Regions from separate parts of the Homo sapiens genome. Here region 1 is linked to region 2. A link is a contact called in ENCODE Hi-C or POLR2A ChIA-PET data. All regions are on one chromosome and are shown on one strand. Each heading gives the region's core, a stretch centred on a gene start or an enhancer-like site at or near the end of the contact. The rest is flanking DNA. Distances are from core to core; before and after follow the strand shown. Region 1 overlaps DOK7 (docking protein 7). Region 2 overlaps RGS12 (regulator of G protein signaling 12).

The links. A loop is a pair of places that touch in the nucleus more often than their neighbours do. ChIA-PET counts read pairs that join two places held with the same protein, here RNA polymerase II (POLR2A). Pooled maps may share reads with other maps.
Region 1: a loop to region 2 is called in a pooled map, with 3 times the contacts of the local background. The contact joins two enhancer-like sites. A Hi-C loop is called at or near these places in 3 of 168 maps with a recorded cell type or tissue (B cell, ascending aorta and mammary epithelial cell) and 9 of 50 pooled maps. POLR2A ChIA-PET finds 5 or more read pairs at or near these places in 1 of 52 experiments (MCF 10A).

What each region holds. Positions count from the first base shown.
Region 1 is chr4:3,478,823-3,481,986 of GRCh38, reverse strand. The region is part of intron 4 of DOK7 (docking protein 7); the gene reads right to left. The region is part of intron 1 of LOC105374355 (vegetative cell wall protein gp1-like); the gene reads left to right. Among named protein-coding and RNA genes, the nearest start is that of DOK7, 17 kb to the right of the region's middle. RefSeq lists enhancers at 1-268, 269-1,236, 1,456-2,047. Within about 2 kb of position 1,271, at least 7 of the 41 ENCODE cell types and tissues checked have a DNase peak (open chromatin) inside an H3K27ac peak, as active enhancers do.
Region 2 is chr4:3,371,372-3,374,289 of GRCh38, reverse strand. The region is part of intron 3 of RGS12 (regulator of G protein signaling 12); the gene reads right to left. Among named protein-coding and RNA genes, the nearest start is that of HGFAC, 69 kb to the left of the region's middle. RefSeq lists enhancers at 1,303-1,352, 560-1,488. Within about 2 kb of position 1,270, at least 7 of the 41 ENCODE cell types and tissues checked have a DNase peak (open chromatin) inside an H3K27ac peak, as active enhancers do.

The DNA.
Region 1 (3,164 bases), core at 22-2,521, 110 kb before region 2:
GGGCTCAGGGCGGCGCCAACTCTGGACAGAGGCTGGGGTTGCTGAGCGGCAGGCAAACCTCACCCACGTTACAGACGCACCTGCTTCCTGAGAAACACGTCTCCAGTGAAAAAGCTGTTGCACTAACTCCAGGACTCACCGGCTTGAGAAAGAAAATGCTCCTCCACGCAGACATTTAATGAGCCAATTAGATCTAAGATGGTTTCCATCTGAATATTCTTGAGTGCCCTCGTGGCTGCCCCTTGATGTCAGAATCTTAAGTGCTCATAATCCCAGCTCCTCAGAGAACAAACATCGGGGTGACCAGGGTGTCCTGGATGGCTCATGCCAGGTAGGCATGGGCAGGACTGAGAAGTCTTGATAACATGACCCTCAGCCCTCTCCATCCCCCAAGGTGGCAGCTTCTTGTACACTTGGGAGTGGCCCCACCTAGTGGGTCTCGGGTGGAGGAAGGCCTGGAGCCTGGCAGTGGGTGTTGGCTCCCACCCCTCCTCTGCCCTCCTGAAGCAGCCCCAGTCCAGGGGCACCACTCTAGAAGGCCCCCCCTTCCCGGGCCGGCCCTCCTCCCCTTGTCCATCACCACCTTGTTAACATTCCTGCAATCCACAGGGTTCCCATCCCCCAACCAGGCAGCTGCTGCCTGGGGCAGCCTCGCCCTCCATCTTCTGGACCTCAATCAGAACCTTCTCTGGCCCCTGCCAGCCTCTTCCTCCAAGCTCATCTGCACCCCGGGGTCAACATTAGCATATAAAACACTCCCCATGCTCAAGCACCTTCAATGGCTCCCTGCTGCTCCGAGACAATGGTGCAAACAAACACTGGTCCAATTAGCCAGCTCTCTACAACCCAGCCCTGTCTCCTCCTCCTCCTCCACCCTCACGCCTCCTATCCCCCCCAACAGGGCTCCTACACAGCCCTTCGGGACACCCATTCGTGCTCAAAGATGTCTGAAGTGCCCTTTTCACCCCCCTCCACCCCTTACCCTCTGACAGCTGAGCTAACTCCTATTCACCCTGCAGAAGTCCCCTGAGGCTCGCCCCTCCAGAGAGCTTCCCCGCAGTGCCCCCAGCCTGGGGTCTGTGCCCCTCCTGGCTCCCCTCGCACCCTCTGAGGACTGAAAATGCCTCACTCAGTCTCACGCAGCCTCTGAGGCCGGACCGTCTGATCCCTAGGCCCAGCGCCCGGCAATGAGAAACTGCTGAAGGCGCTCCCTGCTGCCTGACAGAGGCCAGGGTTCCAGCCAGCTCTGTCCAGGCTGCCCCCGCAGGCTGCAGTGGCCAAAGGTGGCCGGCAGGGGGCTCTCCAGAGCTGGGCAGATGCCGCGTTCATGTAGCAAGAGCCTCCTAGTTCAGGTTTTCATTCTTTACTCTTCTTTTTTTGAGACAGAGCCTGGCTCTGTTGCCTTGGCTGGACTGCAATGGCGGGATCTCAGCTCACTGCAACCTCCAACTCCCAGGTTCAAGTGATTTTCCCACCTCAGCCTCTGGAGTAGCTGGGATTACAGGCACCTGCTACCACACCTGCCTAATTTTTGTATTTTTAGTAGAGATGGGGTTTCACCATGTTGACCAGGCTGATCTCGAACTCCTGACCTCAGGTGATCCTCCCACCTCCGCCTCCCAAAGTGCTGGGATTACAGACATGAGCCACTGTGCCTGGCCACATTCTTAATCATTTTTAAAAGTCAAAATGAGTTTCAAATGCTCCGGGCGGCCCCCAGAGGCTGGGCAAAGAGGCAGATATGGTCCTTGGACTGGACCCAGCTGGAGAGAGCAGGTAAGGGGGGAAAAAGGGGGCACCTCCAAAAGCTTCCATTCACCCTCAAGGCCCAGCTCAAACGTCCCCCTGCGCCTCCAAAGCCCTCCCTTCCTAGGCTCTGGGTGGGCTCACCCTCTCTGGGGCCCACCACCGTCTGTGCTGCAAGCTGAGCCTGTCCCAGGGCGAGTGGCCCTCTCTGCATCACTCTCCACCACGCACAGTCCATCCCCGAAGGCGGGGCCCAGTCACTTGCCCGTGTGTGAGGCTGGAGCCTGCAGACCTGAGCTGTCCACAGACCGTCGCCTGCCATGTGCCAAGTGCGCTCGGGCCAAGCTCCAGGAGTCCACACTACAGGCCCGTGACCAACAGAGACGGGGAATTGGGCCACACTGGGGACCCGGGGGTTGCTGTCACCAAGCCACCTCCTGTCCCATTCTGAACAGGCAGCTGTCCACAGAGAGACCTCTGCCCCCCAGGCACCAAGACCAGCCAGGCCTGTCTCCACCCGACCCCCACCAGGGCCCCCGTGATGCACAGCCACGCCCAGTGTCTCAGGATGAGTGAGGCGCAGCCATCGCCTTGGGCCAGGGTCACCCTCTCTGCTCTCTGCAGAGCTGGCTGTGGCGGGGCCAAGTGAGGCGGTTCTGGGGATCGGGGGCCAGGCTAGGACCTGTCCCTGGGGAAGGAGGGAATGTGGATTTCCTACACCCAAGAACTTCCAGGGCCTTCCCACGACTCCAGCCCAGCTGTGACCTCCAGACTGAATGTGACGACACCCACAGACTTATTGGGATTCAGATTCTGGATATTTCTCCGTCCCAGTGGCCCCAGTTGTCGGCCAAATGGTGGCCCACAAAATGTGTTCACATACCAGGGCCTGTGAACAGGAGCCTCTGCGGATGGAATTGATGGTCTCGGGATGGGGTCACCCTGGGTCATCCAGGTGGGCCCTAAGTCCACAGACTGCAAGAGACTGAAGAGGAGGCTCACGCAGGAGCCAGCAGGCGCAGGGACTGGAGTGGCACAGCCACGAGCCGAGGCCGCCGGGGCCACCAGCGGCTGGAAGGGGCAGGAAGGACCTTCCCATGGGTCCTCCCCAAGAGCTTTTGGAAAAAGCCAACCCTGAGGACCCCTTGATTTGGGGTTTCTGGCCTCCAGGCTGCAGAAGGAACCCGTTCTGGACACTTGGCCCTCTCTTGGGGGTCATCTGCTACAGAAGCCCCAGGAAGCTGATGCCGCTGCCCCTGGACCACCCGAGTTGCCGGCTCCCTCCCGCAGGAGGCCCCAGGCTGCCCACACGTGCCGCAGACTCCCCGTCCCTCCAGCCAGACGGCCTGCACTCAGTGCTGCGTTGAGAACACCACCGCTTGGCCGAGTCTAAGACCCAGCCTAAACCACCCAGGGTG
Region 2 (2,918 bases), core at 21-2,520:
CCGGAGGGCGCTGCTGCAGAAGCCCAAGGCAAGCTGGCCCAGCACTCGGAGCTCGGCAGCTCCTGCTGTCTGCGGAGGGCCGGGGTCCCTGCATCATGCGTAGGATGGCAAGCGTTGCAAGGAACCTCAACCAGCCTCCACATCCGCCCAACGGAGACAGGGATGCCTGCGTTCACAGAGCCGCGTGGGACATGGTAGGAGAAGGTGCTGAGTGCTCAAGGGCCTCGCCAAGCGGGCTCGCTGCCTTCCTCCTCAGGACCCAGGGGAAAGGGCTGGGGGTTTTTGGCCCGAGAAGGATACACCTCTGACTATGTAACATGGACGGACAGCTTACAGCACAAGGTGTCCAATTTCTTAATGAAAAGAAGGGGGAAGAGGTGAAAATAGAAATGTATTAAAACAGTTTTTCTCAAATATACTTGGATCTTTCCTTATATAGATGACGAGACTCAGAGTGTCAGAAAACGAGAGAAGAATCTGCAACCAGCATCTGAAGTGGGACGCGCTGATGCTCGCCGGCACAGACTCCAGGCCCTCCTGCACCAGGCTCAGGGCAACAGAGGTCTGGGGCGAAAGGTAAGCTGACCGATACAGCAGGACACAGGCGGGCAGAGGCCAGGCACACGGCCACAGCACACAGGGTGTGCACGCCCTGCGATCCCAGCACCAGTCAGCACTGCACTTCGGGGTCCCAAAGGAGCATGGGCACACGAGGGCCATTTAAGAGACGCGGTCAGTGACACTGATGAGAGAGACTGGGTTAATCCAGGCTGGAAAAGAGACACGGTGAAATGCGAACACCTTCCCGGATGGCCCACCAAGCTCATGCTACAGAGACTCAGAAATGACCCAGCAGAGGTGTCCACAGACACGTCAGCCCAGGCACGCCCCCGAAACCCTCTTGTGTCCTGCGGCGGCCATCAGCCATGCACCACTGCCACCAGCCTCAGGCCCTAACACAACCTGGTCCCGCAGGGGCTGGGACTCTCTGTCGGGGGACCCTGGAGCCTGGCCCAGCCGGCCCGCCCGTGGTAGACTCGCGAGGGAAGAGTGAAGGTTCCAGTCAAATGGCATGGGGCCCAAGGCTGCAGCCAGAGTGACTGCTGCGTGTCGCCAGCAGCCACCGCCCCCTCGTGACCACACTCCGTCTTCCTCATTATCCTTTCACTTCCCCAGGCTCCAACACGGGTCCTGCCCTCTGCCCTGCATGAGCGTCTGTCTGCCTCGAGCCTCGCTGCCAGGTCTCACCGCATCCTCTGTGTGACCGCAGCCACGCCGGGCCGCAGACTGCACCAGCTCCCACGCCTCCTCCCTCCTGCCCTTCCTCAGCGACCATGGCCTCCACACTGCCTACAAGAGAATATTCCACGTTTTTAAACAGTGCAACCCTTTTTAAAGATTTTTAAAATATTAAACAGAACGTCAATGCCTGAAGGGGAGAGAAGCCCTGTGGTCTCTAGAAAGTTCTTTCTGTCACGCTCTGGCAGCCTGAAGACAACCCCGTGCTGAGAGAAATGAAGACAAATCTACACCGCACCTCATGTGCTCCCAAGTCTCTAAAGGGCTTTGCCTTGAGAAACAAAGTTTCTGCCAAGTGTCTGACACTGCAGAACTTCTTCTCATGAAGGAAAGAAAGGACACCCTGAGACGTCACAAAACCACACCCTGATGGCCGCCGCCACCTCCATGCCGGCCACACAGGGCACACCTGGGGGGGCCAGCGTGGATGCACCCGAGGCGGCCTCTGACAGCTGAGGACTAAAGTCAAACCCCTAGCTCGAGCACAGGGGGAACATCGGGGAAGCCAACAGCTCGGGCGGCTCCGCGACAACTGTCATGCTTGTCCAGCCGTGCGCCAGCAGGGCCTTCACCTGGGCACTCACTTGCAGTGGGGACTTGTTCCCACAACTCACAGGAGAGGTGGAACTGCCCCGGAAAGTCCCACCCAGGACCCTGTGACAGCCACAGGCTGGCTGAACGGCCGCTGCCTGCCAGGGAGGCTCAAGCTGGGCTGCCCAGGGCTGCAGCAGCCCCCCAGCCCAGAGCGGCCACCCCACAGCAGGGCACCCTGGGAGGGGTGCGCAGACAGACCACAAGGGCTCTCTTCCTCCAGGCAATTCCTATTTCTTTGGGGCTGGGGTCTCCGTGCCTCCTCTCAGCATCTAACTAGTGTCAGAGCCTGCAACACCTGACGCCACATGGTTTATGAAACAGGATGAGGTGCCCCGATTAGGTGACAGGCACGGGCATCTTCCCGGCCTGCCAAAGCCAGGGAACCAGGCATCGACTGATCTGGCCAGCCAGAGCCTCCATTCTCTCCAAGTGGAAATCCCGGCAGCTCCCCCGCGTGCTCTTTGAATGGAGTCGGGCAACAGCTCCTAGAAAGGCGGGGGCATCCTCCCCCTCAAGATGAGGGGAGCTGGAGACACACGGAACTCCAAAAGAGCGCTGCTGCGGACACGGACGGCGGCACCCCAGCATTCCCTGACCCTCCCATTTTTTAGAACAACTACCTGAAGCTTAGAAGGAGAAGCAATTCTGCCGACCCCAGAGGCTTTCCAGCCCCTCGTCTGCTGGCCAGGACCCAGCCAGGCAGAGCTGCAGCAGAGACGCCCACCCACCCGCTGTGCCTCTGACTGCGAGAGGGGGAGCCGCTCACTTCTGATGCCTGACGACCACATCAGCCAGATTCCAATACACTCCCGTGAACAACTTATCTGCCAGTGTAAGCATTTGCAAGAGCTTCAAAAGGAAGTCCAAATCATGTAAACAGATACTTACAAAGGCAGGTTTTTAATGACTTTACTCGGAATAAAAAAACAAAATTTTCTACACCTTGCCTGGATATACACTGAGATGAAAGTGCTGCCTACAAATAAGTACAAATGGCTAACTGATTAACTGGCCCATTAAACCCA